Linked DNA regions of Homo sapiens: all the other regions are linked to region 1. Evidence: chromatin contacts called from ENCODE Hi-C or POLR2A ChIA-PET data. All regions are on one chromosome and are shown on one strand. The core of a region is the stretch at or near the end of the contact, and the rest is flanking DNA. Distances in the headings are between cores, read along the strand shown.

Evidence for each region. A loop is a pair of places that touch in the nucleus more often than their neighbours do. ChIA-PET counts read pairs that join two places held with the same protein, here RNA polymerase II (POLR2A). Pooled maps may share reads with other maps.
Region 2: a loop to region 1 is called in a map of CD8-positive, alpha-beta T cell, with 9 times the contacts of the local background. The contact joins the promoter of NOP56 here to the promoter of FASTKD5 in region 1. A Hi-C loop is called at or near these places in 2 of 168 maps with a recorded cell type or tissue (both CD8-positive, alpha-beta T cell), 4 of 37 single-sample maps with no recorded cell type and 9 of 50 pooled maps. POLR2A ChIA-PET finds 5 or more read pairs at or near these places in 2 of 52 experiments (Caco-2 and T-cell).
Region 3: a loop to region 1 is called in a map with no recorded cell type, with 4 times the contacts of the local background. The contact joins the promoter of PCED1A here to the promoter of FASTKD5 in region 1. A Hi-C loop is called at or near these places in 1 of 37 single-sample maps with no recorded cell type and 5 of 50 pooled maps. POLR2A ChIA-PET finds 5 or more read pairs at or near these places in 2 of 52 experiments (activated B cell and activated CD4-positive, alpha-beta memory T cell).
Region 4: a loop to region 1 is called in a map of naive thymus-derived CD4-positive, alpha-beta T cell, with 2.7 times the contacts of the local background. The contact joins the promoter of PTPRA here to the promoter of FASTKD5 in region 1. A Hi-C loop is called at or near these places in 1 of 168 maps with a recorded cell type or tissue (naive thymus-derived CD4-positive, alpha-beta T cell), 5 of 37 single-sample maps with no recorded cell type and 13 of 50 pooled maps. POLR2A ChIA-PET finds 5 or more read pairs at or near these places in 3 of 52 experiments (H1, activated CD4-positive, alpha-beta T cell and activated naive CD4-positive, alpha-beta T cell).

The regions. Positions count from the first base shown.
Region 1 is chr20:3,157,086-3,164,819 of GRCh38, reverse strand. It overlaps FASTKD5 (FAST kinase domains 5), which reads left to right and starts at 4,955. Exons shown (of 2, transcript NM_021826.5): 1 at 4,955-5,054. UBOX5 (U-box domain containing 5) reads left to right here and starts at 4,955. Exons shown (of 5, transcript NM_014948.4): 1 at 4,955-5,054. LZTS3 (leucine zipper tumor suppressor family member 3) reads left to right here. Exons shown (of 5, transcript NM_001365618.1): 5 at 1-2,203. The coding sequence ends at 366.
Region 2 is chr20:2,649,799-2,657,532 of GRCh38, reverse strand. It overlaps NOP56 (NOP56 ribonucleoprotein), which reads right to left and starts at 4,901. Exons shown (of 12, transcript NM_006392.4): 1 at 4,870-4,901; 2 at 4,602-4,691; 3 at 4,140-4,254; 4 at 2,958-3,119; 5 at 2,586-2,784; 6 at 2,021-2,208; 7 at 1,787-1,938; 8 at 1,499-1,599; 9 at 984-1,132; 10 at 638-759; 11 at 315-452. The coding sequence starts at 4,872. MIR1292 (microRNA 1292) reads right to left here and starts at 4,756; the gene lies at 4,691-4,756. LOC105372505 (a long non-coding RNA gene) reads left to right here and starts at 5,069. Exons shown (of 5, transcript XR_007067502.1): 1 at 5,069-5,173. It overlaps SNORD110 (small nucleolar RNA, C/D box 110), which reads right to left and starts at 3,321; the gene lies at 3,247-3,321. It also overlaps SNORA51, SNORD86, SNORD56 and SNORD57. RefSeq lists enhancers at 1,556-2,073, 4,188-4,277 and a silencer at 4,778-5,417.
Region 3 is chr20:2,836,491-2,844,224 of GRCh38, reverse strand. It overlaps PCED1A (PC-esterase domain containing 1A), which reads left to right and starts at 3,570. Exons shown (of 8, transcript NM_022760.6): 1 at 3,570-4,014; 2 at 4,292-4,436; 3 at 4,954-5,033; 4 at 5,143-5,381; 5 at 5,479-5,629; 6 at 5,747-5,993. The coding sequence starts at 4,313. VPS16 (VPS16 core subunit of CORVET and HOPS complexes) reads right to left here and starts at 3,480. Exons shown (of 24, transcript NM_022575.4): 1 at 3,398-3,480. The coding sequence starts at 3,450. RefSeq lists enhancers at 2,672-3,203, 3,737-4,268, 5,745-6,044.
Region 4 is chr20:2,870,269-2,878,002 of GRCh38, reverse strand. PTPRA (protein tyrosine phosphatase receptor type A) reads right to left here and starts at 4,522. Exons shown (of 24, transcript NM_001385305.1): 1 at 4,243-4,522. RefSeq lists silencers at 4,049-4,328, 4,339-4,388, 4,569-4,638, 5,259-5,398 and enhancers at 3,883-4,512, 4,513-5,144, 5,145-5,774, 5,775-6,406.

The sequences.
Region 1 (7,734 bases), core at 3,706-6,205:
GCCTCCTTGGTTTCCGTGGACGGGGAGGCGGAGGCTGGCGGGGAGAGCGGGACGCGGGCCCTGCGGCGGGAGGTGGGGCGGCTGCAGGCCGAGCTGGCGGCTGAGCGGCGGGCCCGGGAGCGCCAGGGTGCCAGCTTCGCCGAGGAGCGCCGCGTGTGGCTGGAGGAGAAGGAGAAGGTGATCGAGTACCAGAAGCAGCTGCAGCTGAGCTACGTGGAGATGTACCAGCGCAACCAGCAGCTGGAGCGCAGGCTGCGGGAGCGCGGGGCCGCAGGGGGTGCAAGCACGCCCACTCCCCAGCATGGCGAGGAGAAGAAGGCCTGGACCCCCTCCCGCCTCGAGCGCATTGAGTCCACAGAAATCTGATCGACCTGGGCACTCGGCATTTTGACACATGTCCTGTCAAAAGGCCAGAGTCCCCAGTGTCCCCTCCCCTCCATCTCTCTTCCCCATAGACCCCATAACCCCAGACCAAAGAGGTTCTCTAAGCAGCTGTGACCAGGTTCCTCCCTCCCCACCTGCCCTCCTAGCTCCAGCACTGCCCCCGTGGCAGCCCACTTGGACCCCCCTAAAAGGAGGGAATAGGAGGAGGGCAGGGTGAGTGGGGGCAATCCTAGGTGGTGGGGGAGTCATGCTCCCTTTCTCGGCACCCCCTTGTTGGAGATGGAGGCAGCAGACGTGCAGTGCCATAAGGTGCCCCAGTCCTTCTGGAGGCCTGGGCTGCTACTGTTGGCCACCCTGTGTCTAGTGATGCTCTCTGTGCTCACCTCCTAGGCCATGGAGCCTGAGGGGGCCTGCACCAGGTTTGCTGAAACTGACAGAGCCTGGGCTCCAGACCTCTCTCCCTCCTACAGTGCTCTCCCTCCCTGGGCAGATTGGCAGGACAAGTGGGAGCAGATGGCCTGCCTTTGGCTGAGAGGGCTACCTGCCCAGCCCCTCCCCCAACAAGATCTCTTGGACTCAGGCCTCAGAGCCTGGCCTGGTTGTGAGTGTGTGTCCCTGTGTGTGTGTTGCGGGAGGGGAGGACTGGGGCTGGAAGTCCAGCACCCAGGGAAGATCTGTCCTCCTGTTCTTGGGAAGCGTTGCCTGACGGCTTCTCGGCTCTACCCTCACCCTTCTGGCCAGGATCCCGCAGGGCAACAGCCCCATCTGCTTGGCTGACCCCACACCCAGGACCACTGTCCGGCTCTAACACAGCTATTAAGTGCTACCTGCCTCTCAGGCACTCTCCTCGCCCAGTTTCTGAGGTCAGACGAGTGTCTGCGATGTCTTCCCGCACTCTATTCCCCCAGCCTCTTTCTGCTTTCATGCTCAGCACATCATCTTCCTAGGCAGTCTCTTCCCCAAAGTCTCACCTTTTCTTCCAATAGAAAATTCCGCTTGACCTTTGGTGCACTGCCCACTTCCCAGCTCCACTGGCCCAAGTCTGAGCCGGAGGCCCTTGTTTTGGGGGCGGGGGGAGAGTTGGATGTGATTGCCCTTGAAGAACAAGGCTGACCTGAGAGGTTCCTGGCGCCCTGAGGTGGCTCAGCACCTGCCCAGGGTAGGCCTGGCATGAGGGGTTAGGTCAGCCAATGTCAGCTGCTTCTCTTGGGGCCCTCTCAGAGTCTATCTCCCCAAGACAGGAAGGGAAAAGCAAATTTCTAATTCACCAGCAATAAAAATTGGAGGAGGCTTGGCCCTCAGCCCTTATATCTCTCTCTTTTTCACTCTCTTCCTCCCACCCCCAAGACTGAGTTTTGGGGGGCAAGGTGGAGAGAGCTGGCAACTACTGTGAGCAAGTCCCCTAGCCCCTGACCAGCCTCCTCCCATGACTGGTGACTGTTTAATGAGCTGTGCATCCCCCACAAAAACATGAGTGCCCCTCTGTGTGGCCTCTAACCCTCTGCACAGCCCTTCTGGGTGGTCCTCACCAGGTCTCTGAGCTGGGTGGGAGGCCATCCTGGCGACCACTGCCCATTCCATTCACCCCTCACTGTACCTGCCCTAGAACCTGGGCCTAGGCCACAGGGGCAGGGAGAAGAGAAGGCATTAGTAAGAAAAAAATAGAAAAAAATATGAACAGACTCAGCTTTGGGACGTCCAACCACAAAAGAAATTATATATAAATATATATAAATATATATCTCTACCATATGTGATGGAAAGACTTTTTGTTTTCCTTTCCCAAAGAAATAAAACGGAAAAAGCCTCTTGAGTGGTATTCTTTGGCCTGCTTGTGTCTTTGCAGGTGCGGGAGGTGAGGCCCGGGTGGGGGATGGGGGCAAAGCTGGAGTAAACAGATTTCCCAGAGGAGGCATGAGACTGGAGGTGCTCACTGGGCCGTGCTAGGAGGTTGGCCCAAAGCCCAAGTTCTGCCACGTTGCCCGGGAAGAGTCGTGGTGCCATGTATATGCCCAGTGGGGCTTTCTCTTCAGCTCAGACTGTTGCCAAAGGGGTTAAAAGCTGGCTCCAGCTCAGAATCTGGACACTAAGCTGCTAGCCAGAAAACAGGTGACGCAGGACAGCTAGATGCAGCCTGCAGTCGCCTAAGCCACCTTACAGCAACTGGTAGATGTTTGCGGGCTGAATGGATAGAAGTGAAGACTGGGAACAGGTTTGCAATTAATGGCGAAGCCCCAAAGGCAAAAGGGACCCAAGCGTGCTGCACAGCAGAGAGCTTCCCTTTACAACAGTTCCTCTGTCATCCTCTCAAAGCACACAATCAAGAATGCACTCTGCTGTAAGTAATCAAAGGACCTCAAAGAGTGGTTTATTTTTCCCCAACCTGACAAGAAATCCGGAGGTGGTGTCATGGTTGTTGGATCCTCGGGGACCTAGATTTTCATCCTCCCACTGTTCCATCCTTGGCATGTTGTTCCCTCCTTACCACAAAGTGGCTGCCACAGCTCCATGAAGACATTGAGGCGGCCCTACTTTATCATGAAAAGTAAAAGCTTTCCCAGAGCCCTCCCAGGACCCTTCCCTTTAAGTCCTGTTGGCCAGAACTGAGCCACATGCTCCTCCCACTTCAAGGGAGAATGGGAATTTGAGTATTACAAAGAGAAACAGGATTGTCATGGCTGCCTAGGAACAAACATGGTTCATTCCTTGGGGGCAGGCTCTCTGCTTTCTCTGGGTTCTACTGGCAAGGACAGAGTCATAACAATGAATAGTGTTTGCCCTGGTCTGGCCTGAGGGAGAGAACCCTCCCTAAGCAGTGGTGTCTGTGGTCTGGGGCTCCAGATATTCAAACAGCGCTGTCTCCAGAGCTCAGGAGTTGGGATGTCAGGCTTGCCCCTCCTGGCAGGGACGTGTTCTTCCTACATTGATTTTGTCTTCCCTACAAGATAGGCCCTGGAGGGAGCATGATTTCTCAGCTCTCCTTCACACCCCTTAGAGCCAAGGCATTGACAAGATATGAAGACCCTGATCAGCAGATCTCAAGTGCCCTCAGGAATGGCAGCCTGGGGCCAGGACTTTCTGATAGGTAGAGGTTTAGTAGAGTCTCTTTCTTGTCTAGGTACCTATACTGACAGCTGTGTCAATATATGTACCCAGTAGGACCCAGCCCTCCTTCTTAGGGTGGTGGAGAATCACCCTGGCTCATGCTCCATAGCTCTGGCCTCGCTAAGCCCCAGCTCCACATCCATTTCTCTCAGCAGGCTCATCTATCCATCATGTCACTAGCTCTTTTCCTGAGAGCACTTTACAGATACATCTCTATTATAAATGCATTAAAAAAAAAAAAAGATGGAGTCTCACTGTTGCCCCGGCTGGAGTGCAGTGGTGCAATCTCGGCTCACTGCAACCTCTACCTCCTGCGTTCAAGTGATTCTCCTGCCTTAGCCTCCCAAGTAGCTGGGGTTACAGGTGCACGCCACCATGCCCCGCTAATTTTTTTTTGTATTTTTAGTAGAGACGAGGTTTCACCATGTTGGCCAGGCCGGTCTCCAACACCGGGGATTACAGGTGTGAGCCACCACACCCGACCAATGCATTGTTAAAATTAGACAGGTGTGGTGGTGCATGCCTGTGGTCTTAGCTACTCAGGAGGCTGAGGCAGGAGGATCACTTGAACCCAGGAGGTTGAGGCTGCAGTGAGCCATGATTGCACCATTGCACCCCAGCCTGGGCAATGGGGCAAGACTTTGTCTCAAAAAAAAAAAAAATGTATTGTTTTTCTCACTGTACAGGCTTAGAGAATTTATGTGGGCCGGGTGCGATGGCTCATACCTGTAATCCCAGTACTTTCGGAGGCTGAGGCGGCAGTATTGCATGAGCCCAGGAGTTCGAGACTAGCCTGGGCAACATAGGAAGACACTGCCATCCCCGTCTCTATGAAAATAATAATAATAATATAACAAGAATGAATTTATGTGACTTCTCCAAGGCCATAAAACCCTGAGTGGTGGTCCTCAGATTTGAACATGTGTCTAAGCTACTTACTTTTTTTTTTTTTTTTTTTTTTTTAGATGGAGTCTCGCTCTGTGTCCCAGAGCTGGAGTACAGGGGTGCCCAGACTGGAGTACAGTGGCGAGATATCGGCTCACTGCAACCTCCGCCTCCCGGGTTCAAGCGACTCTCCTGCTTCCGCTTCCTGAATAGCTGGATTATAGGCGTGCGCCACCACGCCCGGCTAATTTTTGTATTTTTAGTAGAGACGGGGGTTTCACCACGTTAGCCAGGCTGGTCTCGAACTCCTGAACTCAGGTGATCCGCCCGCCTTGGCCTCCCAAAGTACTGGGATTACAGGCGTGAGCCACCGCGCCGGGACTAAGCTGCTTAATGACTTCCAGAGCGATCCATCCAGGAAGGTGTTTTCCCTCTGCAGGTCCTAGACTCCCCCTGCCTCCTCAACAACGTCCTCCAGTGGAAAATGTCCTTGGGAAACGCTGACAGAGTCTTTTGAGCCTCGGCCGCATCCGTCACTCGCGCAGCAGGCGGAAGTAGCGGGCAGTTGGCCGGAAGTGGGGCTGTGAGGCTCGGAGTCGCCGGAGGAGCCAGTATCTGTGTCGCCGCCGCCCGCGGCGTCCCCGGTTTGGTGTTGCGGCGCCCACCTTCGGGAGGATCAGGTGAGTGGCGGCGGCCGGGGAGGAGGTCGCGGCGGCCTCTTTCCGCGTTCACGACCGTCCTGGGCCTTGGCCTGTGCCTCCTGTCCTCCCGGCCGGCCCAGAGCTGGAGCGCATCGAGGCCTTGTTCAGCTCTTGGCCTGGGTTGCCAGTGCCTCTCGCAGGCCTGGCTGTGGTGAGAACTTCAGTGACTCTCGCCGCTCCTGAGTTTGTGATCTTTGGCAGGGGGCTTATCTGACCCTTGATTTTTTTTCCTCTGTGAAATGGAGATCGTAACAGTACTTGTCTCACGGTGCTGTTAAGAGAATGTAGTCAGATATTCTGCCGCGCCTCTCATCACACTTTGATGTGCCTGCGAATCGCTTAGAGATTCTGATTCTGTAGGACTGGGGTGGGTTCTGAGATAACTGTGTTCCTAACTAGATTCCAGACGAGGCTGAAGCCTCTGGCACGCAGACCACACACTGAGTAGCAAGGCCCTACAGTATGTTGCTTAGCATTTGGGATGCGGAGTCTTCGGTAAACATCAGTATGATAGGATATATACCTTCCCCCCATTTTTAGCAGTTTCTCGTTGCACAAGCCTAAGGGTAGTATTGATGGCCTTCTCCCTTTTTCTTTCCGTGGGTAAGAATAGTTGCTCTTTCTCTTTCTGTGCAAACCGTGACACAGCTCTTCTGTCTTGACTCAGGGAACTTTGGGTCCCCTCATATCAGCTGTGTTCATCAGTCTTGGGTGATGCTTCACTGATCAGACCCTTGGACAGTGCTTCATCCTGTGGAGCTGATAGCCAGCTGCGTTAGCACCAACTGTGGCTGGCGTTTTGTGCTCCAGTCATTTGTTGCTGCTGGAATCTGAATTCACGTTTTCTACACTTTGTGAATAGTAAGAATGGCTGCCTTTCCAGAACTAGATTCTGTAGCTCACTGACCTGAATGGTCCTGGGCAAGTCCTTGGATAGTTTGCTACTACCTGGTAGACTAAAATAAAATCTGGGCCGGACACAGTGGCTCACGCCTGTAATCCCAGCACTTTGGGAGGTCAAGGCGGGCGGATCACGAGGTCAGGAGATCGAGACCATCTTGGCTAATATGGTGAAACCCCGTCTCTACTAAAAATACAAAAAAATAGCTGGGCGTGGTGGCGGGCGCCTGTAGTCCCAGCTACTCTGGAGGCTGAGGCAGGAGCGTGGCGTGAACCCCGGGAGGCGGAGTGTGCAGTGAGCCGAGATCGCGCCACTGCACTCCAGCCTGGGCGAGAGAGCGAGAGTCCGTCTCAAATAAATGAATAAATAAATAAATAAATAAGTAAATAAAATCTGAAGACTCTGTGCTGCATAACATAACTTAAAAAGTGAGGCCTTTGGCAGTTATGCAGGTCTAATGTTTATTAGTCAGTATGATTTTCTTCCCCATCCATTGGTTTATTTTTTTAGTCCCTAATAAGGCCTTGCCATTCATCATGTGAATAAGTCAACTTTGATATAAAATAATTCTAAGGTCAGGTGCGGTGGCTCATGCCTGTAATCCCAGCACTTTGGGAGGCCGAAGTGGAAGGATTACTTGAGCCCAGGAGTTCGAGACCAACCTGGGGGCAACATAGGGAAACTCTGTCTCTACGAAAAAAACAAAAAACAAAAAAAACACACAAAAAAACAAAATGTAGCCAGGCGTGGTGGTGGGCTTGTAGTCCAAGCTACTTAGGAGGCTGAGGTGGGAGGATCGTTTGAGATCCTTGAGCGATCCTCGCCCGGGAGGTTGCCGGGGTGAGAGGTGGGGGGCAGTGGTCGAGGATGCAGTGAGCGGAGATTGCACCACTGCCCTCCAGACTGAACAACAGAGCGAGACCCTGTCTGAAAAAAAAAACAAAAGAATTCTGAAACTCCTTCTTTATTTGTCTGAAGTATGTACTATACAGCCTCTATACAGCCTTGCAAATTGTAAAAGCAGATAAAACCAAGTGTTTATTGAGCTAACAGTTATAGGTACTTGGACCATTTATTTGGGAATTTTCTCTTATGACGACTGTGTGCATGCAGCTACTTCTCTTTACCTGCCTGGATTTTGTAATTCCTCTAGAAGCCCCATTTAGATGGGCTGAGAGGACATGAGTGCCTACTGCCTGTTGTTATATGGAGAGGTTTTCTAAAGACAGGGTTTTATGAAACCCTTTAAAAGCAGTAGCTCTAACAGAATCATCTACAGGGCTTAGTCATACTATATCTACCCACATCCTTCTTGCCATTCTGATAGAGGAATAGCAGAGTCTTAAAAGAGAAGCGGAAGGGCTGTGTAGCTGAAAAAGTTTCACAAATGTTTGTGATGTGCTGTTTTTCTCCTATCAGCATGGAGTCTAGAACAAAAAGGAAGGGATGGATTGCTAGACTGAATAATTTTAGTTTGGCTTAGACCTGCGAGTGACACTGAACTTGACCTAAACACCTTTGCACTAGTGCTTCACCTTCGCAGTACTGGTAGACTCCTCTCTGAGGCCCTGCTCCCGTGTGGAAACAGAAACACAGAAGAGTCTAGCCCAGTTAACATCCACATTAACAGCTAAGGTCCTTACTGCCAGTCTCTAAGCCCTCACTAGGGGCTTTGAAGTTTTGTAGATTCTCAGCAGAATACCTCAGCACCTAGAGAAAGTTCGGTTTTTTTGCCCTTTTTTTTTGGTAGAGACAGGG
Region 2 (7,734 bases), core at 3,652-6,151, 510 kb after region 1:
CCGGACACACGTCTGATAATAAGCAGAGCAGGAATTTACACTACCCCAGGTTGAGGACTCCTGGGAGGCAGCCGAGGACAGAACACACATGCCCAGGGAACGGGTGTGAGCTACAACCAGCTCTCTGGGCTCTTGAGCAAGTTCAGCACCTATCTCCTTCCTATAGAATCAAGAGGTAGTTTTAGATGTTTCAGGTCCTTGTTTCAGTCCAAAAGCCTGGACTCAAGACCACAGCTTGATGCAGCATATCCTTTGTTCTGCTGTTGAAAATCCTACAACCTAGGATCTCTGCCAGGGCCGTGCTGCCTACTGACCTCACACTCCTCTGGAGTACTACTGCTGTTTTCTGAAGACGCGAGGGCAAGTGCAGCCAGCCGTTTCTTTTCCTTCTTTAAGCGTTTCTTCTCCTGTTTCTCCAGCTTCCTAGTAATCTCAGCAGCCGCTTCCTCTGCCTGGTCAAAGAAAAGTGCTAAAAGGGCCTGAAGACTTCTGGTGCTCTGAGGACTCCTTTCTGGCTTTATTGGATCAGGCTCATTAAATCAGTTTTTTTGCCTCCATTCTACAAGGTCAGGCTCAGACAGTTCATCACCTCCAACAGCTAGCTATGCCACTCCACACCCAGCAAAGCCCAACTGACCTGAACCATTGCTTCCTTCATGACATCCAGATTCTTTCGTGGTATCTCTCCAGTCTCATAGAAGGACAGTCGCTCTTCAACTTGTTCTCGAAGCTTCTCCCCGAATACACTCGTGGGCACCTCTGGATGTGTGTGGGTGACAAAGCCTGTCAGCCCAAAGAGAGAAACTACCCCAACCCTGTGTTCCCTCTACCCTCAGCTTCACTCAGACCCAGAGTCTCAACACTCACTAGGTGAACTGCTGTTGACGAAAAATATTGCCATCATTGTGGAAGCTATGGTTGCAAGCCTCCCCACCCAGCCACCCAGCCCCTTCTCACACCTGCCAACGCCCCCCCACCCATACCAGAGAAGCAATCGATTCGTGAGGCAATACTGCATTTGTTTGCCAGGTATCGGGAGATGCGGCCTTTGTTCTTGGCAGCTGCTCGGCCAATGAAGGTGGAGTGGAAAATGAGTCCATATTTTGGAGTGTTACCCCTTGTCTTCAGGGCTCTGAGAGAATATTCAGTGGAGAGTTTAAGATCAGAAATTTCAACCCCATTAGCCAAGGCAGCTCAGCTCCTCCCCTCCTCTCACCCCGAAGTCCTGAGTGAGCCTCAGGCCAGATTGGATCTCTACCCCAATGCATGCCAACCCATAGCTCCCAGAGGCAGAGGGAAGGCATCCAATGTCGCTGACCTGGAAACTTGGTCCCTTTGCTGGGCCCTGGGAATCACTCAGACACCAGGACTGGCCATCACCCCCATAGCAGAGGCCTGTATAGGTCAGGGAGCCCTGGTCAGCCATCACCGTGATCCCCCAACAAGCAGTGGGCACCAGAAGTGGCACCTGATTGTGGGCAGGTGCCCTCACTGGTACCTGAACAGGGCCTTTTCAGCCCCAAGGATCTGCACTGTGGATGCTGGATACTTGGCCAGGTTGGTGAGGCTGCCAGCATGTGCGATGAGACGTGCACCTACCTGGAGAGAGAGTCAAGGAAGCAGTCAGAGAAATGAACTGCTGACCTGCCCAGTTGCACGACAGCCCTGCTCCCCACCTCCCCATCAAGCACAACTAGGGAAGACATGGTGGGTCACGAAATACAGCAGTGCAGGTGCACATGGCAACAGTCCTTATTCTCCCATTTTTGAGTCCCCTGTGACGCACCGCTTCCCCAATTAGGGCTGACAGGCTGGGGGCTACTTGGCTCATCTTGGAGCGCAGGTAAGTGTGTAGGCTCTGGCGGTATTCAGATAAAGACACCACACGACTGGAGAAGCTCTCGATGTTTATCAAGTCAATGGCAGATATGTCCATGCCTAGGAAAAACCAAGTGTGAATGCAAGAGGCCAGCTATTTAGAGCCCCATACCTTATGCAGGTTGCCAGGCTCTGCACTGACCCATGGAGGACCGTGAGGCATCCAGAATAGCCTTAGCCTTGGCCCCATCCATTGTCAGCTCCTCCAGCTTCTCCAGCTTGTCCTCATTCAGTTCCCTTCGGTTTCCAATAAACTGGGCAAGACGGCAGTATGTGGCATTGTCGTTGATGATCTTCACCAGCTCCGGAAAGTGATACCCGTACCACTCCCTGCAAAGAGCCACAGTCACTCCCTGGCCCAGCTGCTTCATCAAAAACCATAGAGCTACAGCCTTGCCTTCTCCACACCTACTCTGCCTGGAGGAAATGGGACAAAGATCCAAATCTTCCTCAATTCTATGTTCCCCCATTCACAATACAGACCAGGCACAGGGCCTGAGCTGAGGTGTATATGGGGTAGGTTTACTCTACCTCCTCTTTCTATACAGTCAGTGTAAGAACACAGCCTGTGGTAAGCACCAGGAGGCCTACACCCAGCCCCAGCCCACATGGTTCTACCCACAGGATGGTCAGTCCTCATCAAGACTCAAAATTAACTGAACTACAGACCAAAGGCTCCAGTATTATGGGTGGCCCCTGCACTTTACCTGACACGCATAGAGAAGGTATTGATGTCCTTATCCAGCTGGTCCAGGAGGCTAATGGACTGGATGATCATATTGTCCACCCGGTTCACATTAAACTTAACTTTGGCACGGGAATAGCTGTGTCCCAGCCCCAGCTGTGCTTTACAAGCTGACAGATCGGTCAGACCCTTCACCAGATTGTGGAAGTGCAGACGAACTCCTAAGAAGAGGGCAAGACGGTGAGCAACAAGGGGCTCTGAGCTAGCTCCCGCACCCACGGGCACCAGCCCAGCCTGAAGGCCTTCCCAGAAATCACAACAAGCAACCAAGTTTCCAGAACCTCCTCCCCCAAAATGTCCAGGATAACAGGAATATAACAGATGATGGTCTCACCTCGCAGGATCTCAGCTATGACTCCTCCAGTCTGGCAGTTGTACCCTAACTCCTCCTGTATTGCGGCACCAATCTTGGGATCCCCAACTCCCAAGAGTACTTTCTTCTTTTTGGACGGCAGGTGGGTCTCCAAGAGCAGGCGGAGGTCCTCATGAACAACCCCTCAGGGGAAAGAACACAGTTCCCACTAACAGGCTGAAGGACGATCAACTCTAACATCCCTCAGCTGACTACCCTGGTCCCACCGAGCACGCTGGGATGGCATACCTAGATCCCTCCCCATCAGGCATTGCTCAGAGACATGGAGACATCAGTGATTGCACTCAGGGGATTGACAGATTTGATTCGCAAGTCATCACTGCAAAGCCTGGCCCAGCCATGGGAACAACTGCATTCAGGTCTGATAGCACAAGTGGGCAATAAATAATAGCTTGTAACACACCCTCGAGTATTTCGTAGAATTTGCCTTCTGGAACCAAACCTTTTTTTCTCAGCCTGTGTTTACCCAACTGCCCTTTCCAATCGAACAGAAAGCAGAGAACCAGACACTTGATTGTGTTTAGGCAAAACCTCAGGCACAAGTAGGTGTTAAGCCGACCCCCTTTAAGAAACCCCCCTTTGTCGGCCGGGCACCGTCGCTCGCGCCTGCAACCTCAGCACCTTGGGAGGTCGAGGCGGGCGGATCACGAGGTCAGGAGATGGAGACTAGCCTGGCCAACATGGTGAAACCCCGTCTCTACCAAAAATACAAAATTAGCCGGGTGTGGTGGCTGGCACAGGCCTGTAATCCCAGTTACTCGGGAGGCTGAGGCAGGAGAATCGCCTGAACCAGGGAGGCAGAGGTTGCAGTGAGCCCAGATCTTGCCACTGCACTCCAGCCTGGGGGACAGACTCCATCTCAAAAAAAATAAAAATAAAAAATAGTTTGTCACTACAGTGCCCACAAGGAAACGTTAACACACATTCCACATCGTCTGCTTAAACAGTTTGGTCTAGCACAGTTCCCAGACCTTGAGCTCTGTGAAGACAATTATTTCAAATTACACATTGTATGGCTCAAATACTGCCTCACGCCTATCAGACTCAGAGCCAGCCAAGGACGGCAAATACTATCACAAGCTGCCCGAGAGGATACCGAAAGGAACCACATCTCTCTGTGACACTTGGCGGTGGCCGACTTACCTTCAGACACGGCGTTGGCATTTTCCAAGGCAACCTGGGATGAGGCAAAGGGACAAAAGGCCACCAGACGAACGATGCTGTGGAATTTGCCCAGGTTGAGCACAGACTCCTCCACCTGGGGGGAGAAAGAGGCTAAGTGGTTTCCTTCCCTCCCTCCTGCCTCTGCGGCGCAGTCAAGCAGCGGTTCTCAGCCTTGGAAGCTCTTAAAATATGCTGATACCTGGGCCCCACATCCCAGCTTCTGCTTTAATCGTTCGGGGGCGGCGTCCGGGAGGCTTATTTCTAATTGCTAGAGCGATTCTACCCATGGGTCAAGGTAAAGACCCCCGGATCTAGAGCTTTCCAGGCCCGTCCCCCCGCCCCGAACCGCTCGGCCGGCCACGTGGGAGCGCGCTGTGCATGCTGGGACCCGCGCGATGAGGGTCTGCGGGGCCGCCAAAGGAGCCCACGGATCTCACCCACCTGCGGCTGCAGCAGACTGATCTCCTCCACTTCCTTCAGCGCCAGCAGCGCGTAGCCGACCGCGTGCTCAAACAGCACGTGCAACAGCACCTGGAACGGGAGCCGGGGCGCGAGCGTCAACGCAACCTCAGCGTCTGCCGGAACCCGTTCCCAGGGCAGGCGCAGGCGCAGGCGCAGGCCCAGGCCCAGGCCCAGGCCCTGTCTGCGGCCCGAACGCAGGCCGAAACCCCCACCGTCGCGTCGCCCGCGCCCCGCAACCACTCCTCACCATGGCGCCAGCTCCCGGGTTCGGCTCGCAATGCGGCTAGCGCGCTCCGGCGCGCGGAACCAGGCTCCAGAGGCCACGCCCCCGCCCCCCCGACCAATCGGAGGCCGGGGACGACACCATCTCCGGCCTTTGGAGGGGCCGCCCAGGGTGGTATCGCCCGGAGCGCGGGCTGGGTGGTGCCGAGCGCGGGCGAGCGGGCCTTTTCCGGCCTCTGCAGCTGCGCGGGCGGGCGTGGTTGCCGGGGACGCGCGGCCCCCGGTCGGGCACTGCAGGCGGCGAAACGACTTGGGAAGGCCCTTTCGGGGTAATAGTCCGGTTCCTGATGTTCTTGTCATATGAGTTACGGGCAGCAGAGCTGGGTGAAGTCGGGGCGGGAGGTCCGCGTGGGGCGCGGCGTCCATCCCAGACAGAGACCGCTGCCTAGCCGGCTTCCCGCTTCGTCCGTGGCCTCGGGCCCCAGACCCTGCGCCCCACGTCCCCGGGACCCAGGCGTTCCCGTCCCCTACTCGGGGACGAGCCTCCCCGGCGCCGGGTGGGCGGTGCATCCTTTCCTCCCACCCGTAACGGGAGCGGTGCCTGGCGCGCTCTGGCGCAGACCCTGCTGGGAATGTAGCTCGCGCAGTTTTCTTCGTACTATTAATTTATTTCTTTTTTTTGTTTTTGGTTTTTTTTTTTTAAATGACTGTAGCAGGCAGTAACGTGCGAAAGAAAGACGCTCCAGCGTCTTCCTAGGCCAGTTTCTTGTTGCTGTGCTGCACGGGACCCAGCTCCTTTTGCTGGGCCACGTGTTGCTCCTCCGCTTGGGCGGCCCTGAATTCTGGGCGCTGGTGATCGCTGAGTGAATCGCAGCTGCTTCCCTGTCCTTGAGGGCGTCTTTTGGGCACTCAGGCGACTCTTTAGAAATGAGTTTTGCTTTAATAATTAATATTAACGTTATAAATCCAAAACCTAGTTATACTTAAGTAGCGTATCCCCTGGTATGTTTTAAAGAGTCATTCGAAGGGGATTTTTAAAAATAATGTATAGCTATAAACTGCATTTATACATTTAATTGTTATTTTGTTAAGCGATTGAGTTACTTGACAAAATCCAAGTACATAGTTCACTCACAAATCTAATATGTCAAACCTAAATGTGGTTGGTAAATCTTACTCTCATAATTTCAATATGGTTTACAGATGTGGTTGAATTCTGTTACACATGTCTACTTACGAGTCAGAATCGTTATTCCATTTAATATTTTAAAATGGAATTGCCAAGTTAATCCATACATTAGCATGTTAAATTATTTTAACCGTCGTGAATACATCAAAATAGACGATTCCAAAATGTAATGGAAAATACTAATGCTAATACTTCAATTTACTTCATTATTTCTGCCCTTAATCCTGAATCTTCCTGGAGTTACAGGTGCTTATCCACTAAACCAGGGGTTTTCAAGCAAGAAGTCAGAATGCATTAATGGACAGCATTTAAAAAAATAGGATTGGGTGGGCTATAATCCAGCACTTTAGGAGGCCGAGGCAGGCGGATCACTTAAGATCAGGAGTTCGAGACCAGCCTGGCCAACATGGTGAAACCCCGTCTCTACCAAAAAATAAAAAAATTAGCTGGACGTGGTGGAGCATGTCTGTAATCCCAGCTACTCGGGAGGCTGAGGAAGGAGAATCGCTTGAACCCGGGAGGCAGAGGCTGCACTCTAGCCTGGGCAACAGAGCAAGGCTCTGTCAAAAAAAAAAAAAAAAAAAAAAAAAAGAAAAAGGATTAAAGCGAATAGAAATAAGAGTGTGTTGCTTAGAGTAAGGTGCTGTTCATTGTAAAACTTTTGTCTCAGCTCTACATACATATATAGAAATATGTACACAAATATTTTTCATATATACATATATATGTAACTATATGAACACACTTTTGTGTGTTAAATCAGAATATAAAAAACCTGAGGGTCAATCAATGAGCCAAAAGGTAACCAGTCGTACTCTGGAAAAATTTGGGTCCTCTGGTTACAAAGGAGCTGTCATGAAGTAGTTTGCTGACTTACAGAGATGGCTGAAGAAAAGTGCTTCTGCTGGTGAGATAACCAATGCTTGTGATCAGATATGGATGTGGTATGAACATTAAAAGGTTTCCTTCGGTTTTCTCATCTCCATCCCTTCAATAAAATATCTCACCCTGATACTTGTAGTCTGACTCTAGTGGGATAACACAGGACTCCTGTTATCCTTGACACTGTTATCCAGTTATCCAGGGGGCATCTCTGCAACCTGTGGTGGAGTAGACCATCTTTGCCTTCCGCTTGGACTGTTTGCTGGGTGCACTGCTCCTGTCTAGGCTCAGGTCTTCACCACCAAAGTAGACTTTTTACAAAACCTTTGGTTTCCCCTTCAAGGCACTTTCTACTGCCAGAATGATCTTTCTAAGGCAGAATATCCAACCAGGTGCAATTTGTGGGTGCTTACAGGGTCATGAAATACCACCTATGGTAGTTAGTTTCCACAAATGGCCAAGATAGACGTGTGGGTGAAGCCATCCTGTGTGTCCCAGCCCCTGTCACCATCTCAGTGCAGCCATGTAAGGCCCCAAACAAGACCAGCAGAACCACCATCTGCATCTTGTCTACCCTGATTGTGACAAATAGTACATTGCGGTTTTCAGCCACTAAATGTAAGGGTGAGTTGTTAAGCAGCAGTAAATTTGAATCGGTCAGCTCACGTGGGTTCAAGCCCCAGCTCTGCCAGTACTTACAATGTGATCTTAATCACTGAATCTTCCTGAGCTTTCATTTCCTTTGCAGAATGAAGGTTGGGGTTTCATTCATCCCTTTAACAAACATTTATTGAAGATCTCCTGTGGGCCAGGTGTGAC
Region 3 (7,734 bases), core at 2,321-4,820, 320 kb after region 1:
ACAAAACTAAGTACTTGCTCTTAAAGCATTTCCATTCTGGTGGAAAAGGTGAAACATGCTCTTATATTTTCCTGTTAACCTGCCCGCCCCCAAAACCCTATTTTTTAACAGAGGTCTAGAACCTGTTTGGGTTCAAAGCCTGACTCCACTACTCAATAGCTGTGTAACCTGGTCACTAGTTGTATAACCTGGCCTCTCTGTGCCTCGGCTTCCTCATCAGTAAGATGGTACCTACCTCATGGGATTGTAAGGCTTAAGCAAGTTAAAACACATAAAGTACTTAGCATGTTTAGTACATAAGAAAGGCTCAATAGCTGTTAGCAACTTAAAACATAAATATCCTCCCCAGCAAGCCTTAGACCCCTAATCCTTTCTGGCAGTACAGCACAGGTAAGAGTAGATTAATCATTCAGATTGTGTCTGTGGCATGCACCCAACACATACATTCTTTTAAAACCTTATTAACATGTCAACAAAGCAAAGACTACATCTGACAAATAAGAGCTCTGTGGTAATGAGGTCAATGTCTGCAGTACTCTTTGATTTAATAAGCCTGGGTAGGCAACAGGTATCTTCAAAATAATACAAGTAAAGTTGATATTTTAAAAGTGAATGTTGTATCAACTAGCTGGTGTGTAAATACTAAATGACATGGCTACCTTGGTCAGCTGAAATTCCTTCTCCACAGAAACAAGTTGAAATCATTTCCTACTGCATTTATGGATTTTTAATGAAGTTTTTGCAATTTTTTCATACTGCACAGGCATATTTCTTTTCTTTTTTTTTTTTCCCCAAGATGGAGTCTTGCTCTGTTGCCCAGGCTGGAGTACAGTGGTGCGATCTTGGCTCACCGCAACCTCCGCCTCCCAGGTTCAAGCAATTCTCCTGCCTCAGCTTCCCGAGTAGCTGGGATTATAGGTGTGTGCCACCACGCCCGGCAAATTTTTGTATTTCTAGTAGAGACGGGGTTTCATCATGTTGGCCAGGCTGATCTCGAACTCTTGACCTCGTGATCTGCCTGCCTCAGCCTCCCAAAGTGCTGGGATTACAGGCGTGAGCCACCACGCTCGGCCAATTGCACAGGCATATTTCTAAGAGAGAATTATAAATAAACAACAAATGCAACAGGTCTCTAAAAACTGCCACAGGGCACTTGTCCATCTAGGAAGTATATCACATTAGGTACCAAAAATTACATTTAAAAGTTTTAATATGTCAGTGAGAATGGTATACAGTTTCATTAGCACAAACAAATGTCTTCTATTTAAGTAAGACCCCCATGCAATGTCTTTGTGATCTTTACTTGCAATCCATAACATATATCTATCTATCTATCGATAGATACATCTATCTATCTATCGATAGATACATCTATCTATCGATAGATACATCTATATGTCTATCTATAGATAGATACATCTATATGTCTATCTATAGATAGATACATCTATATGTCTATCTATAGATAGATACATCTATATGTATCTATAGATAGATACATCCATATGTCTATCTATATATAGATACATCTAGATGTATCTATATATATATAGATACATCTATATATCTATCTATATCTATCTATCTATAGATAGATATAGATAGATATATCTATATATAGACGGAGTCTCACTCTGTTGCCTGGACTAGAATGCAATGACGCTATCTTGGCTCACTGCAACCTCCGCCTCCCAGGTTCAAGCGATTCTCCTGCCTCAGCCTCCCAAGTAGCTGGGATTACAAGCACCTGCCATTATGCCTGGCTAATTTTTGTAGAGACAGGGTTTGACCATGTTGGTTAGGCTGGTCTCAAACTCCTGGCCTCAGGTGATTCACCCACCTTGGCCTCCCAAAGTGCTGGGATTACAGGCATGAGCCACTGCGCCTGGCCTAAAATAATATTTTTAATTTTTCAGAGGGAGTATGCTATGTTGCCCAGGCTGGAGTGCAGTGGTTATTCACAGGTTCTAACATCGGTCCCTACACCCTCAAACTTCTGGGCTCCAGTGATCCTCCTAACTCAGCCTCTCCAGTACCTGGGACTATAGGAACATGCCACAAAGCTCGGCCCAGTAAAATATTTTTAAAAAACTTTAATGGGCAATTATTACATAGCAAGCACTGTTCTAAATATGCACTGGTGATAAAGAGAAGCAAGAAACATGCTTTTGGCCGGGCTCAGTGGTTCACGCCTGTAATCCCAGTACTTTGGGAGGCCAAGGTGGATAGATTGCTTAAGGTCAGAAGTTCAAGACCAGCCTGGCCACCATGGTGAAACCTCACCTCTAGCAAAAAATACAAAAATTAGCCGGGCGTGGTGACAGGGGCCTGCAGTCTCAGCCACTCGGGAGGCTGAGGCAGGAGAATCCCTTGAACCCGGGAGGCGGAGGTTGCAGTGAGCCGAGTGCCCCTGCACTCCAGCCTGGGCAACAGAGGAAGACTCTGTCAAAAAAAAAAAAAATGCTTTCAGCCCTGAAGGAGCCTGGTTTAGCAGAAGAAACCTATACAAATGTCGCCTAAATATACAAATAGACCATACCTAAAAGACCCTAGCACTGGGCCCAGTGAGGCCCACAGGATTCTATTGGGGGAGAATCAGGCACAGTTCCAGAAAGAACCCTTGAACTACTAAGTCCTGAAGGATGCGCAAAATTCTTCAGTGAGATAAAGAGAGAAATGGCAGTATCCACAGAAACTGCAGACTGGTTAGGGCCTTGTAATTCTGCGCAGCTGGAACGCAAGATTTGGGTAGGAGAGCGGTAGATGAGGTTGGAGAGACAAACGGGCTGCCTTACAGATAGACGTTCCACGAGAAGTTCGTAGTTTTTCCTATTAGGGAAGCTATGGGAAAATCCTAATCTGGGTAACGATGTAACGGGTTTACACTTTAGAAAAATCCGTGGTTTAGGACTCTACAACTCCCATGGGCGGGCTGCCCTAACCCAGGGGTTCCCACTTCCGCTGTTCCGGGATTCACGGACGACTCGCCCCCTTTTCCCAGCCTTGGTCAGCACTGTTACCCCGCCCGCCGTGCGATCCCGCCCCCCTCGGAGCGCCCCTGTGGTCTGACTTCAGCAGCACTTTCCGGCAGGAGACTGGGCACTCGCTGTCACCCGCGAGCTGCCTCCCTCAGCGAGATCTGAGCATCTTTCCGGAGGCTAACAGACCTGGGCTTCGGGGTGACCACTGTGCTTGCCTCAGTTTCCTTTTCTGGAGCAGGGGAAGGCCCGGCTCCCTGCCCAAAGGCGGCTGTGCGCTAAGTGGCAGACGCTCGGGGAGAGCCGGCGCGGGGCGGACCCCAGCGCCAGTAGTGACAGGGGCGAACGCCGCCGGGAGACTCCAGCCGGCGGGCGAGCAGGGTAAGCCAGGCCGTGGGCGGGAGGGCGGGGCAGCTCACCGGTAAAAGGCAGAGTCCCCGAGTGGGTTCCAGTTCGCCGTGTAGCAGTCCATGGCTGGTGCAGACGGCAGCTGGGAAGCACCGAGGGGACACCCACCTAGAGCGGGCTCCAGGCCGGCACTTCCGCTTCCGCCCGTCCGGGTCACGTGGCGAGGCCGCCGCCGCGGCCATCACCACTGTGGGCAGCCTCACTTGGCTGCCGCCCCGAGACCCCAGCCCGTACCTGGGCTTCGCGCCCGCCAAGTGGGCCCAGCCCTGGCTCCTGCGCCCTGTGGCGGCCACCTCCATCGCCTTGCTTTCCCTTCGGGCACTGGGGGTCGCTCAGGGCGGGACATGGGTGAACGGAAGTGGAAGCTGTGAGCGTCGCAGCCCGAGGCGCCGAGGCCTGAGGCGCCGTCGGGGCCACAGCGACGCTCGCATGGAGAGCGCTGGGCGCTGGGCTGTGCACCGACGGCTAACCTGGACCCACGGTCTCTGCGGGGCGGGAGCTTTGCAGAACCGACTGGCCGACTGGGGCGCGGGAACATGAGGCTTGGCTAGGAGCCCGCTGCGGGCCAGGCGCGCGGTGCGCAGGCATACCCGGGTCGCGGGTGAACACCGCGGAGCCCCGGGACTTGGTAATTGGCGCGAGCGGGTGCGCGCATGCGCGGGACGGCGGCGGGCACGTGGCGAGGCGCAGGGCGGCGCCGCGCGGGAAGCTCCCCAGTGCCCTGGAGGCCTGCTGGCTGGACGACCCCCTGCCTCTGGTACCAAGTGTGACCAAGGCTGGCGCCACCATGGCTCTGCTGCCGTCACCTCCTCCCTTTAGCATTGAGCAGCCCCGGAGGGGCTAGCCCTGAGGCTGACCTGCCCAGAGTCCCCACCATCGCGCTGCTTAGTGGCCTCTCCCTGCAGCCTGTCGTTGCTGGTGGCGGCATGGTCTTCTGTCTGTCGAGCGAGGAGCCGCGCCGCCCGCTGCGAAGCGACATGGTCCACTTCCAGGCCTCGGAAGTCCAGCAGCTGCTACACAACAAGTTCGTGGTCATCTTGGGGGACTCCAGTGAGTGCCTCTTCTAGGGTGACGCTTCCAGTCCCACACCTTGCAGCCCGTTCAGTGTGTCTGGACCATTTGTTTCCATCTCACATCTCTTGTCTGTCTTCTGGTCTGTTCCGTCCAGTAGGTTTTCTCTTTTTATGTCCCACACATCTTCCACAGGAGTCCTGACAGGTGTAATAACCTGTGCACTTTTTAGCCCATCCTTGCTCAGCATTTCTCGCCCTGACAGCTCCCCATAATTTCCATCACGAAAGCGTTGCATTGTGTAGTGTGTCTCCTGGGTGACTTGGCCGACTTAATTTCTGCCAGGTGATCTTGGGTCACTGTATACTGCTGGCCAGGAGGCACACAGAACAGAGGCAATGCCAGGACTTTTTAACCTCATCTTTTCTCCTGCGTCTAAGTCAACCACAGAGCTGGTGTCGGGCACCTCAGCCCTGGGAAAATGGGGTCCTGGACTTGGAAGGAGCTGGGGCAGGCTGAGGTCTGCCTCAGCCTTGGGATCTCTGTCTCCTCCCAGTTCAGAGGGCTGTGTACAAGGACCTGGTGCTCTTGCTCCAGAAAGACTCACTGCTCACAGCTGCCCAGCTGAAAGCCAAGGTGAGGGAAGCTTGGTGGCCATGTCAGTGGTGGGTGGGCACAGACCCTGGCCTGGCAGGGTTCTCCTCCCTGGCATGGGTCTGACCAGTAGGGTGGGGGGGGTGGGTAGGGGGAGCTGAGCTTTGAACAGGACCAGCTGGTGGCTGGGGGCCAGCTGGGCGAGCTGCACAACGGGACACAGTATCGTGAGGTCCGCCAGTTCTGCTCGGGCTCTGGCCACCACCTTGTGCGCTTCTACTTCCTCACTCGTGTTTACTCCGAGTACCTTGAGGATGTTCTGGAAGAGCTGACATATGGACCTGCCCCGGACCTGGTGATCATCAACTCCTGCCTCTGGGATCTCTCCAGGTTGGGGCGAGGGAAAGGGGAATACTGGTTGGGGCTGGAAGTACGGCTGAGGCAGTCCACCCTTGTGCTCTTGCCCACCCTGTGTGTTATCCAACAGATATGGTCGCTGCTCAATGGAGAGCTACCGGGAGAACCTGGAGCGGGTGTTTGTGCGCATGGACCAAGTATTGCCAGACTCCTGCCTGCTGGTGTGGAACATGGCGATGCCCCTCGGGGAACGTATCACTGGGGGTTTCCTCCTGCCAGAGGCAAGTGACTGAGGCCCATCAGGACAAGAGATGGGATAGCAGACTGGTAGATAGGACACCCTGCTTTCAGACCCTGCTGCGTTCTGTGGCTCTTAGAGGCTGCACTTTCTCACTTAGCTCCAGCCCCTGGCAGGCTCCCTGCGGCGGGATGTGGTTGAAGGGAACTTCTACAGTGCTACGCTGGCCGGGGACCACTGCTTTGATGTCCTAGACCTCCACTTTCACTTCCGGCATGCAGTACAGCACCGTCATCGGGATGGTGTCCACTGGGACCAGCATGCACACCGCCACCTCTCACACCTGCTTCTGACCCATGTGGCTGACGCCTGGGGCGTGGAGCTGCCCAAGCGTGGCTATCCCCCTGGTGAGCCCTACCATAAGTGGGGGGGTAGTGATGCACTGGGGCCCTCAGAGGACAGGGCTCAGAAACAGAATGGGACACAGCCACTCAAGGGAAGTAGAGGTCCCTTGAAGGACTCCTGTGGCTTCTGCATGCACCTTCCTCAACCCCTGAGGAGGGTTAGATCATCGGAGCAATATTCTTGTCCAAGTTCCAGTTTTCTACAGTCTGGCTGTGTAGTCATTTCTGTGTGCTTGAAGGAGCTTGTACAAGTATTGACCACATAAGGCAGCATGTTGCAAGGGTCCTACCCAACAGATTAACAGGAAAGAAATGGGGCATGGGTGTGAGGAGTGGAAAGACAGGGAGGAAGGGCCATCCAGGCAGTGTGGCAGAAGCAAAGAAGCCCACAGCTGGGGGGTGGGGGTACAGTCAACTGGCAGGGTGTGGAACAGGGATGTTGCATCGGGAAGGCCAGCCTTATGGACTTGGGCTCAATGGACAGTGTTCCATAGGCTTCTTAGTTCAGCCTCAGAGTCCCACTGTGACTGGTGCAGCTTGGTGTAGCTCTCCTCGGGCCCCATCTCTGGGCCTTTGGTGGAGGCTTCTGAGGGCCCCACTCCCCCTTGTTTTGAGGCACTGCTCCCCATCACATCTCAACTGTAACACTCTGCTGCAGAACCTCTGTTTCCATGTCAACACCCTAGTCCCTGCATGCACACAAAGAGGGCACCATGGCTGATTGTCTCCATGGCTGCTTCTCCCCTGCATCGTGTCCTTAAAGGGCAAGTTTCCTGCTGCACTTGTTGACGACTCACCCCTTTCAGCCCCAGTGTCTAGCACAATTTCCCTGTACACAGTATCAACAGAATTGTATTTGTTGAATGGGAGGCACGAGTCATGTTAGAAGGCCGATTATGGCAGCACAAGAGGATGTGGGGGCACAGAGAGTCCAGGAATATCATAGAGACAGACCTGTAACACTTGGTAGCCAGGAGTTGGAGCATCAGGGAGGTGAATACAGATTTTGGTTAAACATCCCCATTTTCTTGTTTAGATGTAATAATTGATCCCCAGCAAATGATGGGATGCCCTGAAGGTTGTAAGGCTAGTTTTGATGGCTTAGGCCTTTGAAATCCAATTTGGAGCTACAGAAGTTAGGGCCATGAAAAGGGAGAGTTGATTTGGGGTGGAAGGATGAGTTGGTGAGTTTGGTCACAGCAGATTGATTTGAGGTTCTTTGGAAATACAGAGTAGATTTGCAGTCATTGGTACCCAGCAGAGAGATTAAAACTGAGGGCACAGTGGCAGCTGTGAGGGAGACAGAACGATGCTCATGCTTTGGATTGGCAGGAAAGAGGGGCTATGGCGGAAACAAAAGGAGATGAGGGCAGGGGCACTTTTAGGAAGGACTGAGGCTGCTGGCAGTGTCACATGACTGTTGAGAAGAAGGGAATTTGTTAGCAAGTGGTTACATTTAGTAGGAAAAGTGTTGAGGGCATGGGTTTGGATTAAAGGAGGGAGTGAGCAATTGAGGAGGAAGTGGAAATTGGGCAAAACATTCCTTTTGGAAGTTTGGATGGTAAAAGGAAGTTGTTGGGGAAGGGAATAACAGGATCTTTATGTTTGGCTTATTTACTGGTCTATGGGGAGGAGGTGGGCGAGGAAAAAGCTAGATACAAGACCTGGGCAAACAAAGAAGGCTCTGGAGGGAAGTGTAGGTTAGAACAAAGGTAAGTCTGAGAGGTAAGAGAGAAGGAACACA
Region 4 (7,734 bases), core at 3,273-5,772, 290 kb after region 1:
ATTTTTGTATTTTTAGTAGAGATGGGGTTTCACCATGTTGGCCAGGATGGTCTTGATCTCTTGACCTCATGATCCACCTGCCTCAGCCTCCCAAAGTGCTGGGATTACAGGCGTGAGCCACCGCACCCAGCCTGTGATTTTAAATGAACAAATACTTAAATGAGTAAATATAAAATATTTTATGCTATTGAAGAATTCAAAAATCATATTCTATATGTACTGACTGCTACTATAAAAATTATGTCTTGTACACTGACACAAATGGATGTGAATTTAGAGTAAAATAAATAGTTTTACATTTAATGGATTCTCTTTTCCATAGAGAATACATTAAAATAAATTTTAATGTTGGGCTATTTTTGGGCCTGCTGTTCAGTTTTATTAAGTTAGTGTTATATTATTGCTATTTTTGTTGTACTCAGACTCACTAAAAAACCATTTCTTCACCGGGCACGGTGGCTCATGCTTGTAATCCCAGGACTTTGGGAGGCCAAGACCAGCGGATCACCTGAGGTCAGGAGTTCAAGACCAGCCTTACCAACATGGAGAAACCCCGTCTTTACTAAAAATACAAAATTAGCCAGGTACAGTGACACATGCCTGTAATCCCAGCTACTCGGGAGGCTGAGGCAGGAGAATCGCTTGAACCCAGGAGGCAAAAGTTGCGTGAGCCAAGATAGCGCCATTGCATTCCAGCCTGGGCAACAAGAGCAAAACTCCATCTCAAAAAACAAACAAACAAACAAACAAACAAAAAACATCTCTTCAGCTTTGTCATTTGGAAACATTTATTATTGCACTGGAAGTAAAATGACAAGATTCTATATTTGGCCAGTTTCCCTCTCATAACTCAAACTTCCCCTGCATCTCATTTTTTTCCATGTGAAAATGGAGAAAAATAATGCAATAATGTTTACAAACTGACACTGAGCACCTCCAATGAAAGGTGCTGGCAAATACAAACATGAGGGGTGCAAAAATACAAAACAAAACACCCACCACCACCCGCACTGATCATCCTGCACAAGTTACTTTTATCCTTCTGAGCCTCAACATCTCCCTCTGTAAATTCAAAGAAACTGGCTAGAATCGCATAGGGTGGGGGAGGATTTGTGGAGGAAAAGTAGGCATATAATAGCTGAAAAAGCATCGTAGTTGATCCTCCTGAATTCTCCAAAGATCATCTATCCAGCTATACACTTTGGGGGAGAGGATAAATTGGTACAACCCCCCAGAAACGGGTGGCAGTTTGGCTCCATGTCTGCAAATCAAAAATGCAGACATATCCCTTGACCCAGTAATTCTACTTCTAAAAGCATATTGTTCAGATAACTTTGCAAATGAGCACATAACACAGTATGTACAAGGACATTCATTGCTGTAAGAGAAGAACCTGGAAACAAATATTTAACCCAAAGATGTTACAGTACAGCCATACAACTAAATAAGTAAAAGCATGTCAACAGAAAGAACAAATAACTCTCTATATATGTTGATAATAGAATGATTTCCTAAATATGTTAAGTAAAAAAACCCAGTAAGGTGTGAGTGGTACGTCCCATGGTGGGAGGAGTATGGATAAGCAGGCACATATTTATAAAGCAACAGTGTCTATGGAAGGCCATATAAACTGAAAACTTCAGCCATCTCTGGGGAGGAGGTTAGGGAGACAGGAGACTTGGGGCCAGGGTAGGAGGGACATTTTTCTCTATATACTCTTTTGTATTGCTAGAACTTTTGAATTTTTCTCTCATCTGCATTAATTATCTTTTCCCAAAATTGAGCAGGATTCTCTCTACACCTTCCTCTGGGTCTAAGAGGCTGTGACTCTACCTCTGTCAGACCCAACCAGTGCCTCCTATATTGCAGGGGCATCTGCATTTGGCCCTATATTGCCCCCAAATGATCTTTCCAAAATTCTTTCAGCCCAAGTCCCTGACCTCCTTTAAATCCTCTAGTAGCTCTCCATTGTCCTTACCTGATCCAGCTATGATTAACCTCTTCCCTCCTCCCCAAGGACAGTGGATTCCTTCCACCACCAAGTTTGCTTGTGCTGCTCCCTCTTGCCTATGTGTGCAGTCCACCACGCGCAAACTCCTATGCATCCTTCATGATCCGAAGGCCCCCCCGTCCCAGGAAAGCTTTCCCAAATCACCCAGGCAGGGGATGCTCCCTACACAGCCTGGCAGAGGCTCTGCAAATACACGGCCAAAATTCAAATCTTGACTATTCCCTCATTTGCCCACTGTTTGGCCTCAGTTTCCAACCCTGTAGAGTAGGAATAAGCCCTTTTATGACTGTTGAAAAGACTGAGGGAATTCATGGAAAACATTACATAGCTTGTCACAAGGCAAATAAAAAATAGCTATTATTATTATCACAATCTTATAGCACCTGTGATGTATTTATATCCACCTGTCCTACATTAGACTCTGAGTTCCTCAAAGGTTAAGGACTGACTTCCTCACTTTTGTATCCCAAGCAATTCACCTGGCAAAGGGAAGACACATGAATGTACTGAAGTCAGAGGGGTGGTTTTTCTGGTTCTGTATTTCACCCAGATGTTAAGTGGCTAAACAGAGAACAGGCCCCGGGATCCCACCATGCCTTACAATGCACGGTATCAGCCAGGTCACTTTGAGCAGGCAGAGGTGAAAAGAGACTGAAGGGCTTTTAGTCTTTCAGAGACAGTTTTTTGGAGGCCAGTGGGATATGGGACCTACCAGTTCCCACCTGCTGACTGCTTATGGGGGCTGGGTGGGATGGACATGGGGAAGCCGGGAATCAGAAATACTAAAAGTCCTGGGCATGTACTCCAAGCAGGCCTTCAAAACACGAAAAAATCTCTTGGGAAGTGGATACCGGGAAATAAACAGAGCCTAGGCATAAGAGAGAAGAGATTGGAAAGAATCTACAAGACAACTTGGAGGATTCTCCCACCACGGGAGATAGAAAGGTGGGCAAGACACAGCTCCTGCCCGCAAGAAGCTTCTCAAATGAGAAGAACTTTAAAAGAAAAAGTGGAGCTTGGCAGGTAAAGGTGGGGAAGAAAGAGGATCACATAAAACAAAAACATCCCAACATGTGAGGGGGCAGTCAAGCAGCTCTGAATACTAGCCAGCAAGCGGGATGAGGGGAAGGAGAATTGGAGGATCCGATTAGGCTAAAAGTAAAGGAGTAAATTGAGGCAAGATTGTCAAGGGCTTTGTATGACCTGATAAGGCATTTTAGGCTTCATTCATCCCATGGGAAAAAGAAAAGCGAGGGAGTTTTTAAGTAAACAAGTGACAGCATCAGATCTGTTTCTGAAAGGAGTGGCCAGGCAGGAAGATGTTCGCCCTTTCCTAGTCAGTCCTCCTCTCGCCCACCATCTTCTGTTTCTCAGGCTGCCTGCACAGCTAGCAGGTGGCAAACGAAGCCATCTCCAGGGTGATGTGGACTGGTTCTAGAGCCGGAATCCCTCTCCTGAGCAAAGGCTTCTGATGGCGTTCACCCTGCAGAGGGTGGATTTGCACATTCTTCTTTTCCTGTCTTACAAATATCATCAGTGATCTCAAAAATAAAAACGAAACCCTCAAGACAGGACTCTGCTCTGCTATTTTTTTTTTTTAATCTTCAGGAGATATAATTAGTAACTAATTTTTTCAAAAAAAATTTTTTATTTACCGAAAGTAAAAAGGGAGGGGACCTGCGTTCTCAATTGGCCTATTCTGAATTCTGGGCAGCTCTCAGCCCTTATTTCCCTTCTTAAACAGCCTCAACAGTTGGGAGAGGGCGGCAAGGAGAGGGGCCTGGGAGACGGGCCGGGGGACCGAGGGAGGTGGACTTGAAGGGAAAGAAAAGTTGGTCACTGCAAAAGCAAATTTTCTCATGCCAAGAGTTTTCCTCTTTCCTCCCATTAAATGGACCTGAGCAAATTCTGTTCTCGCCGTTCTAAGTTTCTTCTCTGAGAATCAACTCTGGCAGTGCCCTGGCCTGGTCCCAGAAGGACGCATGCAAAGTTCCTGGGCAGTCGCGAGGGGTCGGCACTCGGGCCGGCACGTTTCCGGGGACCCCCTCCCCGCGACGGACCCGCAAGGATGCACAATCAACCTGCAGGCGCCCGCAGGCTTCTACCCGGAAAAGATGGCTTAGGGCTTCGGGCTCCGGGCTCTGGGCTGTGGCCCGGGACCCCTCCCACCGCCCCCGGGAGCCGCTCCCCCTTCCGGAGCCCACCCGGGCGCAGCGGCCGCGAACACTCACAGAGTCGGGCGTTGGGCGGGACCGCTGGGGACGAGGACAGCGGCTCCGCCTCGGCTCCGCGGCGGCGTTTCGGGCCGCCACTAGCCCTCAGGGCCGCCGCCCGGCCCGCGGCTCCGAGCCCCGCGGCGGCGGCGGCGGCCTCGCCTCCATGGCGAGGGGAAGCGGCTGAGGGGCGACTGGGCGGGCGACAGTGATGGCGGCAGCGGCCGGGGTCCGAGCGCGATCGCGCGCGCGCGCGTCTCTGTCAGCGCCGCACTCGCCGCAGCCTCGCTCCCGACCCGGCCTTGGCTGTAAGACGCGTGTTCATTGGCTGTTCAGAGACAGGCGCTGGTTGGCCGACAGCGAACGGGCGTCTCCGGCCCGCGCGGGCCCCGCCCTTGCGCTCCGCTGGGCGCTCACTTGCCGGCTGGGGCGCCGAACCCGGTCGCACGTTCTCCTGGTAGCTCCAGAGGGGTTCGCCCCGGGGCTGCCCAGTCCTTCGGGAAGCTGGACCCCGGAAGGACCGGCTGCGAGTGCACCAGTGCCTTCAGCCATTCTACAGTCACAGGCCTCATGACTTGGGCCTTCTTCCCAGTTTACAGATCAGGAAACCGAGGCCAGGCACAAACTACACCAATGTCTAGCCACCAGGGCGGCCTGCAACTCGAGAGCCATCTTCCTAACCCTCTCCAAACGTGATACTGTGGGTCTTTTTTTTCCCTCCCCTAATTGCTGCAAAGAACGACGGATCTCACTGGGGAGGGAGAGGAACCTGCCAAGTCCCTAGAACGGATCTGGCTCCGTGGGTGTCGTCTTATATCAAGTCAGCCCACGCCGTCCCCACCCGAGCTCCAGGGTAATCTCCCCCGCTTTCCAGATGCGCATGCTGGGGCCCCGCTCGCCACCGAGCTGAGTAGAAGCACAACACATGGTGCTCTGCGATGGAGGTGCCTTTTGCGATACGCCTGGCGGGGGAGGGGAGGCTCAAAACGCAGAGAGGAGCCAGAGTGCGCCCTCCCCCGGCCGGGGTTGGGGCGCGTACCCCCTTCCCGGCGCTCCCGGCACGGCGTCTGGTGCGTGACACCCGCGAAGCAATCGCTCAGTCCATCCAGCGGCAGCAGGTTCCTACACGGATCCCCGCGGGTGCTGCAGGACCTGAGCGTCTGCGGCTGAAAGCCGATTACGCAGTCGAGATAGGTGGTGGCAAATGCGACATTTCGCCGGGTTGTGATCCCCAGTAGGGACCCCTGGACATTCCGAGACCCGCGCAGGGCGAGCGGCTGGGCGTCTGCAGGCAAAAGACAGATTGCACAGTAGCGCACAAACCGAGCTTGCGGGTAGGGGACGCTTTATCCCAGACCCAGAGTCTGCGGTTCCCGGGGTAGGTGGCGGCGAGTCTCTCCTCCAGACCGGGCAACCCCTGAGTCCCCCTCACGCACCCCAGGCCGGAAGGAGTCCCACATTCGGGGCGCCCCCGGGGAAGGGTTGTGACCGGCGGCAACTCTTCATGGCAGGAAACACTGCGGCGCAAAAGGGGCTCCCAGCAGCCCCCACCATCTCCAGTCCTACCATCTCCGGTCCCCACCACCGCCTTCTGTTGGGGCGCCAGTTAGGGACTCTGTGCCCCACTCCTCCGTATTGTGGGCTCACATCAGCAGCCCCTACCATCTCCAGTCCTACCATCTCCGGTCCCCACCACCGCCTTCTGTTGGGGCGCCAGTTAGGGACTCTGTGCCCCACTCCTCCGTATTGTGGAATAAGTTAGTCCATGCTAACCAGAGCCAGGGCCTGGGAATATGGGTGGGGCGGGCCTCAGGCCGTCCCCTCCCCAGCAGGGAAGTCTCTCCTTGAGTGGGAGTTGTGACTCTCTCTCCCTCTCAGCAGGGCCAGCCTAGAGGTGAGGGTGAAATGGCCGAACCCGACACCTCTGACCAATAGACACTCCAGCCCAAAGGCCCAGAGTCCACACGCCTACTCTCCTAACGCTCAGACCCCAGTGAGGGTGGATCCTTCCCCACGCCCAACATTCACATATCCCCTTAAGTCCAAACTCAATCTATCCCGCAACACCGAATGGAAAAGTGAAAAGCAGGAAGTCAAAGTGTGAAAACCCCTAACAAGTAATGACTGCAAACGCAGGAGGTACCTCAGTAGCTGGGATAGCAGCCCTATGCTCTAGAACCAAACCCCACCAGCTTACTTTTGCCTTATATCTAATTTACACTATTATTTCTTAATATGTTTCTTTTTGTTGATTAGTTTTTTTTTACTTTTTATTTGTATTACCCTAGAAGGGGTTGACATGCTACTTATATTTTTAATATAACTGAAATAGTGATTGCAGTAAGTGTTCATCTTTGAGATTATCTGAAGGACCCCTTTTGGATATGACCACACTTGGAAAAATTGTTGTTGGGCGTGGTAGTCAAAGAGCCCGGGGTTTCCAGCCCCACCATGTGCTGGGTGACCTGAGCCTCCCTCTGCAACTCTTCCTGGAACTTCCCAGGGCTGTATTGAGAATTAGGCATGTTCAGCTTGGCAAGTAACCCATTCTCAGGAAATGAAAGTTCTTTCTCTCCCCATGAGACAGCTGCACTATGGTCAAAGCATTTGTGGGGTGTGCACAGGGGTGACAGAACTACAGACCAAGGAGAACTACAGACCCTGGAGACCCTGGGAAGGAGGGTTCAGCTCAGCAACCACACAGATGCTGTTTCCATTGGAAGAAGACAGAGCCCCCTCCTCAGCTGCCTGCCTGTAGAGACCTGCCCAGCCCTCCATCCTACTTGGCTCCCAGAGTGTCCTGAGCTCCCTCGCCCATCATCATCACAGAGTAAAGGGTTATCCTGGAAGAGAAGAGAACTGAGGAAGGGAAAGGAGGCAGTTTCCTGTGCCCAAGCCTACCCAAATGGGGGACTGCAGAGCCCTCCTACTCCTAGTCCTGCATTAGTCCCAACCCACAGGAGCACATACCTACAGGTAGGCATTTCGCAGCCACCCCACAGGTGCCCCAACAGTCACAGGGTTTATGAGCAAAGGAGAGGATCAGGAGAGCTGGAGGATGGGGGGAAAGGACTCCTGTTTCTTTAGGCAAGTCATTTCCCCTCTCGGGGCCTCCTTTCCCCTTCTAGTAAATGGAACAATGAGTCATTCTCGCAACAAATACTTATTGAGTGCAGACCATGTGCTGGACACAGCAGGGAATAAGACAGAAGAGGACAGAAGAGGCCTCTGCTCTCAGGAGCTTACATTCTGGATAGGAACACAGACAATAAACAAAAGAACAAGAAAATTTCCTAAATGCTGAAATGAAAATAAAGCAAGGCAATAAGATAGAAAGGTGAAGTAAATGAGAGCCAAGTCCCTTTGCAGGCCACACTGTTCAAACCCGAGTTTTTTTTTTCTTTTTTTTGAGACGGAGTTTTTGCTCTTGTTGCCCAGGCTTGAGTGCAATGGCACGATCTCGGCTCACTGCAACCTCTGCCTCCCGGGTTCAAGCGATTCTCCTGCCTC